Linked DNA regions of Mus musculus: region 2 is linked to region 1. Evidence: chromatin loops called from intact Hi-C (ENCODE). Cell type or tissue: left cerebral cortex. All regions are shown on one strand.

Region 1 (5,000 bases):
TCTCCACTCAGAGTTACCTTCAAGCACAGGCACAAGTTTTACAGACTTGTAGTTGTCCATTTTTGCTCCACAGGGGCACATGCAACCTAGAATTCTAGGAAGAAGACAATGTTTTTGGAAGAGAGTCAGTCCCAAAGAGAGTCCTGGCAAAACCTCCTAATAAACTCAAACCAGAAGATATCTGACACACAGTTCTTACCCAGGCATCCATCTCTCTGGCTACCTTTCCCCAAGACAGATGGGCCAGGGACAGACGTGCCTTTGGGTCTCCCTGTCCTCCATGTGCCCAGAGAATACTCTCTAGTAGGTGGGATTTGTCCCCTCTTCACTCCTGGCATGAAGCAAGTAAGTGGTGTGTCATGTACTAACCCTTGGTCCTTCCTGTCACCTTGGGGTTGAATTGAATTTCTTGTTGCCTGAAGTCCCCGTACTCCCAGAAGACAATTTAGTTAGAAAATATTAATGTGTCAGTGGACACCTGGAAGGTAATTTTATTCTCCTTGGGCTCTCTGGCCTTGGCAGGCACTGTCCCTTCCCAGTTCTGTGAAGATATTGGGGAAAGCAGTGTCTCCAACCTAGTGGATCCCACACATACTTTGGATGGCTCTGAGTAACCAGCCGGACAGCAAAGGCACTTCCTAGTGTCGAGCTGACATATTTCACCTCTGATTGGAGCAGCAGCAGGGACAAGACGTACACTACTTCTCACCCCCCCCCCACCACGTCTTCTAACTTTCCTTCTCCATTTTAGGAATCAATATTAAGGAATGGAGGGACTTCTTGGGACCCTTTCCTCTTTTGCTGGGAACCTGGGAGATTCTGTTTTGCTTTGGTTGAGTTGGTATACTGAGGTCAACTTGGGAACGGTGGTGTCTGAAGCACACACTGTATGAGATATGCCCAGGGTGGGGCTGGCTCCCCCATGCCTCCTCCTATTGCTGTACTTTCAAGATAGACAGTCTGGGCAGTTCCGGAAGCTTCACTGGAGAGAGACCCTATGTCCACCCATCTCTCTCCCACTGATGAAGTCCCTCTCTCTGGGGACCTCCTCCCAGAAGACTGTGCCTACCAACATCATTTTTCCCCTGGGTAGTTTCCTGTTTTCCTTGGTAAAGCTGGTTTCAGGGTCTCTTGAGCCACCTAAAGGAAAGGTCTCACATTTCTGGACAATGGGAAGGGGAGCGGCAGGTACCCCTGGGAACTGAGGATATTTAGTTTAAGCCTCTGCAAATGGCTGGACACCCCTACTTAAGAATGAGCACGGGCAGACCCCCCTCTCTCATCCTCACCTTGTGAAGCAGGCGGCTGGTGAAAAAGAACCCGAGGAAGTGAATTCTCTGCCCTTGGCTTCCTGGGAAGTAAATGGATAGTCAGTGTGGGTCAGGGCTAAGCCCAGGAGGTAGGAACTAAGATGCCCTTGTACAGATACTCATGGCACTAACCAGAGCCTTGACCCTTGTTCTGTGGTACTGACTTCACATGTATGACCTAAGAAGATGGAGCGTCAATGCTTCAACTGTGAAAGACCTTGAACCCCTGAAACACCTTTGCAAACAGAGAAAGGAAGTGTTTGCTTGAATATCAGTCCGTCCCCGTCCCCCCAACCCCCCGCTGTCACTGTCCTTTTCTTTGCTAGTGGTCTCCATTCTGAGGACTTTCGTTATGTGGGCACCGGTCTTCATACAACAGAGTCCCAGGTCGCCCGTGGCTCTGGCAGCTGTGTCCTCATCTCGTGGACCCGTACACTGCGGCGGCCCTCGCATACAGATCCACAATGTTGACTGTGCTGGATCCAGACTGGAAGCTGATCCAGGTTGTAAGCACTAGCTCTTTCTACCTTCCAACAGTGTGCAAGACCTTGCTCACGAGAGCCCTGCTCTGCAGCTCAGATGCACAGTGCATGGCTATCCCGGAAATTCCAAAGGGCCAGACAGGAGGGCCTCAAAGGCGCCCCCACTTCGAACCCCATCCAAGGCGTCACTACTCTGAATGTGATTCTCCACTTCTTAGAATCAAAGTTGGGCAAGCCAGGCAGGCAGTGTCCAGGCAGGCAAGGGACCAGGAGGGCTGCAGAGGCCGGGAAGGTCTGGCGCCGACCGTCCCCTTCGTCCTGTAGAGGGAGCTCAAGCCCCAGGTTTCCCCACTGTGGCGTCCACCCCCCACCCACCCGCCACCTTCGCCCCTCTCTTAACGGTCCCCCGGCTCACCCGACTTCTGACACGATCCCAGCTCCAAAGGTTCCCGGGCTGTACCCCGAACCCACGCGTGATTTCTAAAAGTACTCATAAGCACCTAGGGACCAAACGCCGCCTGGCTTCGGCCTTGGATTTCCAACACCAGCGCGGTCACACGCCACCAAGCGGGAAACGTGAACACCCCGGCTTCTCACGCAGATCCCCCACGCCCTTTGCACCTATAAGGAGCCGTTGGAGAGGGAACCACGGCGAGAAAGGCCTAGGCATTGAGCGTTTAAAGACAGCCCCTATACTCCAGGCTGAGAAACTTCAGTTGAGCGCAGTCAGAAGGGAGCAGGGAGGGCGAGTCTCCCAGCCCACGCCCTGAACTCCTGGAAGCTTCCCTAAGTCTTTCTGCTAAGTCATCAGAGGAGGCCCCAAGGCTCCATGGTTACTCCTGTGGACCCGTGGGCAGAGCCTAGTTTTCCAGCTCCTAGTAAGGAACCAACATCATTTTCTCCTTGGTCTTTGCCCTTTTTTCTCGGTCGCCCAGCGACTCTCATCACCCCTTCTTGGAGAGGCTTCTAAGCCTGGCTACCTAAGCCCGAACGACTTCTGCCATTGCTGTCCTCAGACCCAGCTCATCTTTTCCTGTAGATTCTTTAAACAACGGCCGGGGGTGGGGGGGAAGAAACACCAAAAACACCAAAGAACCATGCAGCAAACCGGTCCATGTGGCAGACCTGCCGGTTATAGTCAAAAGTGGCAACAGCTCATTTATTTAGCCAAAAAATAGATACTTTCTTGTACAATTTGGTTCACACGTATGTACATTTTCCCGTATATACAAAAAGAGTCAGACAGGCTTGTTCTCTCCGTAACCCCACTCCCCCCCCCCCCGAAATCAACACAACGAAGGAACCTCACAATCTAAATGTGGGGTGACTTGGGGGAGGGCCAAGGTGGGGGGACTGGCTTTCTTTCTTTCTTTTGTCCTTTCCTGTTGTTGTTGTTGTTGTTGTTGTTGTTTAGTGTTTCTTTTAAGGTAATCATACACAGACATGCTTGCAACTCGTCACTATACAGAGCGATTTTGTTTTGTTTTGTTTTTTACAATTAGTACAACGATTTAAAAATGGTTGAAAAGTTAAGACGAGGAGAGAGCTGATAAGACCAGAGCAGCGTCCAGATGGTTCTGTGGCCTGGAAGAGAACGGAAGCAGAGACAGTGAGCTTTAGAGTTGGGGAGACTGCTTAGATAGGGGATCCCCTATAAAGCCGGTGTTTAGCTGTGGGAGTATTAACTAAAAGCTGAGCTAAAGAGATCAGAAGTCAAGACCGGGCTTGGAAGGAAGTGGACATTACGCAGAGGCCTTCTGCGCCACAGGCCTCTTGTAAGGGCCAGACTTCCCCTAGCTCTGTACCACAGGCCTGAGGTGCTCCAGCCGAGAATGGAACCGTGTCTATGGGTCCACAAGAAGTGACAGAAGAGTGGATTTTTTGGGTCCTTTAGCAATAGTTTGCCAGCTACTTTGCTACCTTCCCAGGGGGCAAAGGGCTCCCGCCACTGGCTCTGTGTTTTTCTTATTCCTCCCGAAGGGTCTCCCACTATGCTTCCCAAATTCGGAGTCTCTTACCGCCTTGGCACCGGCTGGAAAGCTGTCTTGAGTAACTTTTTCTCCACTTCCAAGGCACTACAGCGATCTGTAGGAAACAGAGGGAAGAAAAAGGAGGCCTTTAAAACACAGGCTCCAGGCCTCCAGGGCAGCTGCACCCGCCTGCGAGCAAAGAGGAAAACACCGGCGTCCCACACACCCCCAAAGCCCCGTTCTTTCCCTTTAGTCTAGGCGAGAGCCCCACCAACACCCTCCCACTGTGCCCCTACATTTTTCTTGTCACCTGTTCCACTCTCCGGCTCGGCAGGCCGAGCATAGGCGGCTGCGGCCGCAGCGGGATGACCTGCGGCTCCGGGAAGTCCCAGCAGGTGCTGTGGGGCCGAGCCCAGCATGGACAGCGGGTGCGGCCGCGGACCGGCCGGCGGCCCTGGGAAAGGCCTGTTGGTCCAAGCGGGGAATTTGCCAAGCGGCGCCGACACGAGTCTGTGTGCCGCTGCAGCCGCTGCAGCGGCCGCGGGCGAGAGCTGCAGCGTCGGGGGCGCAACGGCTGCGCCGGGAGGCGAACCTCCGGCTCCGGGAGGCGAGCGGCGTGGGTTGTCCGGGCTGGTGGCCGTCTCGGCCAGTGACCAGATCTTGGGCTTCTGGAGGGCGGAGGAGGGCGCCGGGGCCGGAGCGCAGGGATCCAGGCTGGAGGGTGGAGAAGGTGGAGATGCAGGAGCCCTGGCCACGGGCGGTGGCGGTGGGGCCAGGCTCAGGACCGACAGTGGTCGGTCCTCCAAGCCTTCGGAGCTGTCGTCCGAGTCGCTAGTTTTGCAGTCCGAAATGGGTCCCAGGCCGAAGTCGCCGTTCCTGTGCGCCGCCCCAGCCAGGGTCAGCTCCGACCCGGCTGCCGCGCTGTCTAAGTTTTCCAAATCGATCTCCTCATCCTCGTCGTCGTCGGCCAGCCCCTCGCCCCCCGTGTCCTCCTCCTCTCCTGCGAGCTCCTCCTCCTCCATCTCCAGCTCGCGTTTGCTCTCTTCCTCGTCTTCCTCTTCGTCCTCCTCCTCCCGCTCGCTCCCATAAGCATTGCCCTCCTCGTCCGTGCGACTACGGGGAGCCCACGTCATCTTGTTCTCCTTCTTGAGGCGCCGGCGCGCGTTGGCGAACCAGGTGGACACCTGGGTGAGGGTCATCTTGGTGATGATGGCCAACATGATCTTCTCGCCCTTGGT
Region 2 (5,000 bases), 870 kb after region 1:
AGCTTCAGTCATGTCCTTGTTCATAAATAGAGACATCAGTAACTCTGTCCTCTTTTATCTTGAAAACACATGCTTTCCTAAAACCCCTCTTACAGATTTCCTCTAAGTCAAATGACCAGAAGTGGGTCACATAACATGGTTTTTCTTTCTCAGCAAAGGAGTCAGTTCCCATGCCCACCTAAGGCCACTCCAGCCAGTGAAGGCCAAGGGCAAGCACACTTGGATAAGTCATGTCATCTCACCCTCTTTGTCTTCTTTCTAGCTGTGTGGTTACCTCTTTATAGTTTTCTTGAATAGAGAAACTGGCCCCATTTGAAGACTTGGTCAGAGTCTCAGGAAATGAGGTTTTCTGGGGTTTCAAAAGATGCTGATGGTTCGCCTAGGGCAGGAAGGTCTTTCCAGCACCAGGCATGTCAGTTTAGGCTTGTAATTCCAGCATCCCAGGTTGAGAATTCAAGTCCAGCTTAGCAAGTTCTAAGCAAACCTAACTTATACAGTGAGCCTAGACAAAAAAAAAAAAAAAGTTTTCTAGAGAGTCGTGTTTAGAGCACCTGAAGAGGAAGCAAAAATGACTTCTACAAGTATGTAAGTCTAAGGAACCTCTGTCAATTATCAGGATCAATATCTTATCTCCATTCTGTAGATGGGTAGGCTGAGGCTTCCAGAAAGGAAGAGCCTTATCCAGAGCTTCACAGGCAATCAAAAGCTTAGTCAGAGATGGATCCCAGAGCCCGGTACTTGACTCCCTTCAAGTCTGGGTACCTGAACTTCTGTATAGAAACTTTGTGCACTGGTGTTCCCTTCTCTGTTGACCACACTGTCTATAGCTATAAATTAGTTTTGAGGCAGAAAGATGCCCTTAATCCCCTTCCTGCCTTTCCAGATCCCTGTGGTGTTGGTAATGTAAAAGGGGTTTTGGTTCCCGTCTACTCTAGAGGCTCCCATAATATGTGTATAAATTTATATTTCATAATTATCATCACAGGTTTTCCCTCTGCTCTACCCCTGCCCTCAAGCCCAAGTGGCACAGGAAATGGTTTATGTTCTCCAGTCTGCATGGACAGTCTAATCCTGCCATGTGTATTTCATGCTGTCTTTGTCAAGTCTATTGCTGCCCCCTTGCAGCCACAGGGACAGGCATTATCCCCCACGACCCCGTCTCTGCAGATAAAGACATCTTGTCTGTAGGACTTTGAGTCTGGGAGAAACAGTTTCAGGACTGCATGTGACTCGGTGCGGTGCTGCTGGTGAGTCTCCACTGTGGGTGAAGTGGCCCTGGGCACTATGATAAGCATAGAAAGCTCCCTTTCTCTCTGGGAGTCGTGACCAACGAGCAAACCTGGGCCAGCAGAGAGTGGTGGCTCAGGGAGCACTGATAGAGGAAGTTCAAGCTGGGAGACTGGAAGAGTAAGCTGCCTGCCTCTTCCCAAAGATGGGAAGAGCTGCTGCGCTGACTGCGAAAGAAAACCTCTTTGCAATTCTAAACTTGGGTCATTCTCAAGGTGTTTGTGCTGTTTTGCAAAAAAAGATACTGAGGCCTATAAATGGACCAGGTAGGAATTCAAATACCCAAGGTCCCTGGCTTATCTCTGATGCTGATCAGTTTCATGACCCGAGGTGGTGACTTAAGCTTCCTGAACACTTTTCTCTTTGTCTGTGAAGAGAGAATGAGATCTTCTAACCCCCATCAGATCCCAGAGTGACTCAGGGAATACAAGAGGGCCAGGCATGAAATGATGGGTGTATAGCAAATGCTGTGTACAGATCTGAAGTAACCAAGGAACCCATAGCCTAACGTTACATCATGATACATTCTGTCCTTTACCCCATCGGCCCATGCCTTTGAGAAATGCCATCCTCTAGATTTTACGGTGGGCACCAATCATCCACTGAAATCAAGACTTCACCATATCAGCTGACCATGCAGAGGACACAAAACAACCCCATTTGTCTGTCTCACCTCTCTCATTTTTCTTTGCAAATCCTTGGCATTCCAAAGACATATAGCATTCAAGAAGCCAAACACAGAAACAAAACAGCTTGGACAGATGAAGCATGTGTGGGCAAAAATCTATTTAAAATACAGCACACTCTAGCTGCTTTTCCCAGTAGAGATTATAGCTAAACTTTAAGGTGGGCTAGGATGGGGGTGGTTCGAACTCTCCTGCTGATCTCTAAACCCCCACTCCTTAACTGGATACTCTTTAGAAGGTGCTCAGTCGCTGCTTGGTGGAGGCTCAAAATGAGGGTGTCCTAAAGCACACAAGCTCTCACAGTTAGAGACTTCTGGGTACTCAGTAATTACTAGGTATTTCCCCCAAATTAGTATGGTGCTGGGTGAGACCCATCTGATTTCAAAGGATTTAACACAGTCAGAATTATGCTTCTGTCCAATGATGAATCCTAGTTTCTTAGGAGCCTTGCCATTCAGTAGACACCAAGTACACATCTGTTGAGTAAACACCTAAGTCCTCCTCCTCCCATAAGCTGGGTGCTCTGTGAAGAGTGGGCCAGCATCCTTGGATTCGCGTACATTCTCAGGTCTGCCTCCTAGTACCTGTGGACACGAGATCGTGAGTGACTTATAGAACCCCAAATCAATCAGTATACCCTGAGCTGACTTCTCAGCTCATGACATGACAGCTTCCTGCCATGACAGGAAGACAAGCATGATGGGAAGATGGGCGGGTCTTCTTCATGATCAGCTAGGCTGGATCTAAAATTACCTAGAAGATGCACCTCTAGGTCCATGGGCGTGAGGGCATTTCCTGAGAGGGTTAGCTGAGGAGGGAGCATGACCCATCCTGAGTCTTCCATGGAAGCTTTGACAGTAAAAAAAATAGCAGAAAGCAAACTGAGTGCCAACATTCATCCTCTCTGCCTCTCTGTGTCTCTGTTCCCTCCTCTCTACCTCCCTCCCCTCCTCCCTCCTCCCTCCCTCCCTCCCTCCCTCCCTCCCTCCCTCCCCTCCTCCTTCTCTTCTTCCCTCCCTCCCTCCTCCTTCTCTTCCTCCCTCCCTCCTCACATCACTGACAGTGGAGCCAGCTATCTCACACTCGTGCCACCTGAGCAGGAGCTACTCTGGCCACCGAGCTATGTTGAACTGTCCCCTCAAACAGTAAGAGAAAAGAAGCCCTCTCTTCATTCAGTCACTTTTGTCACAACAAGGCAAGTGCTAAGGCAGGCACCACCCCACCCCAAGAGTCCCTTAAGCTGCCAAGTGACAGAGATATCTACCATTGCCCCGCAAACTCTTTCTGCAGACAGAATGTCAGCATGAGACTGAGGCAGGAATGAAGGCACCATGAAATCCCACAACCTGTGTCAAGATGAAACATGACTTAGGAGGGGATTTTTTTTTTCAGGAAATGGCAGCATGCAAAAGCAATCAGTGCTGAGAAAACTCAGAGATAGACAGAAGAAACAGGAGGGACTGGCCCAACGGCCCTGCTTTTATGAATAGACTCTCACACCAGCCTGCTCGTTTTTTAAGGTCCTCATGAGATCTTTTTTTACAGCAGGTTATGAATCATCTTCACGATATCTTTAAATGGATGATCAATACTATATTTTCCCATAAAATGTTTGGTTTGAAATCCGATTTTAAGTGCATTAGAGTTTTTGTGTGCAGAATGGGTGAATGCCATAATAAATTGTCATCAAATATGAAAGAAATATAGCATAGATTAATTGCCGTATTTATTTATGAGTCTATAAAATACCTTGTGAATGTCCTGGCACATTTTTGGGATACCAATTTGAACCTTCAGGAAAGTTAAAAGCATTAAAAGAGACTGCAAGAAGATTTATTGTCAGGCTGTTTTTAATTGTAGACCCAAGCAGCCGCACAGGTATTAGAACGGCCATGCCTTAATGGGCATGTCTCATGTGTTTCTCTCTCTCTCTCTCTCTCTCTCTCTCTCTCTCTCTCTCTCTCTCTCTCTCTCTCTCTCTGTAAAAATAATACTTCCCATAGTTTTATTGATTTGTGAACATTTGTCATAAATTACCTTGTCCAGAACGTGGCTTCACAAAAGCTCCCTTTTCCTTAAAGTAGCAAAACCTCAGGCCACACCAGAGAAGAGGCTTCAGGCCAGCTCTAAAACATTTGAGACCTTTTGCTTATTTGTTTATTTTTGTATTTTGAGTTTCCTTGAAACAGTCTTAGCATGCACCCCTAGAACTAGCAATCTTCCTGCCTCGACCCCGCAAGTACTGAGGTTCCGGGCATATGCCACCATGCCCCGTTTAATGCCCAGCTTCCAGCCTGGAAACGTAAGGAAAGATCACTCAGAACAAGTAAGACAGCAGGCAACTCCAACCTGCTCTCAGCTTTAACGGTAATCTTATGTTCTATGGTGGTGAGTCCTTTAGGGCCAAGAACGAAATACTGTCCTTATAAATGTTACCTTCACCAGCCTTCTGCTAAAACTTAGCATCATACTTCCTCTGGAGTTGAAGCCTAAAATACTATACTTCCCTTTCTCATTTGTCCTGACCACTATGCTGCCTTGCCATATACTCACGGACCATCCCCAGACATACCTCTTCACAAAGGGAGGAATCTTATCTTTGAGCCCCTACAGGTTGTTTTTTTAATATCTCCATTGCTTTCTTGTGTGTCTTTGCCAAACACGCTAGCTTCAAAATCCGTTCTCCGGTTTTCAAATCCATACATCTGCTATTTACTTTAAAGCTTAATTCCTTGAAACCGTAGCAGATGCCTGATCCTATCACTAGAAAGATGTCAACATGCACAGGACAAAAATAATCAAGAATTGCTCTGTTCAGAGACTGTGCAGAAAGTGCCACGTTAATACAGCAAGCCCCGCTCAGTGATGCACAAATTAGAGAAAAAAAAATGCCCTCTTGGTGAAGAGAGTCGGTTACTAAACTCTATTACTGTTTTAAAATCAGTACAGTCATGCAGATGCCATCTTCACTGTATTGCTTAAAGAGGGCCGTTTTCCCTCTTCCTCCTCTCATCTCGTTTTTATATG

What was found. Peaks named below come from ENCODE experiments on the same cell type or tissue, not always from the same donor. Only the 100,000 strongest peaks of a DNase experiment are listed, where the experiment ranks them.
Region 2: a loop joins it to region 1, with 3 times the contacts of the local background. A loop is called at or near these places in 5 of 42 quality-filtered maps.

What each region holds. Positions count from the first base shown.
Region 1 is chr8:91,795,601-91,800,600 of GRCm38, forward strand. It overlaps Irx3 (Iroquois related homeobox 3), which reads right to left. Exons shown (of 4, transcript NM_008393.3): 2 at 4,073-5,000; 3 at 3,811-3,877; 4 at 2,911-3,376. The coding sequence ends at 3,322. It overlaps Gm39222 (a long non-coding RNA gene), which reads right to left and starts at 2,143. Exons shown (of 3, transcript XR_879088.2): 1 at 1,443-2,143; 2 at 1,290-1,351; 3 at 1-94. In left cerebral cortex, CTCF peaks have their summits at 2,111 (motif pointing right) and 2,313; DNase peaks (open chromatin) are centred at 2,127 and 2,367; H3K4me3 peaks cover 249 bases.
Region 2 is chr8:92,665,277-92,670,276 of GRCm38, forward strand. No RefSeq gene overlaps it. Among named protein-coding and RNA genes, the nearest start is that of Irx6, 6.5 kb to the right of the region's middle. In left cerebral cortex, no CTCF peak of the experiment used is centred here; a DNase peak (open chromatin) is centred at 2,063.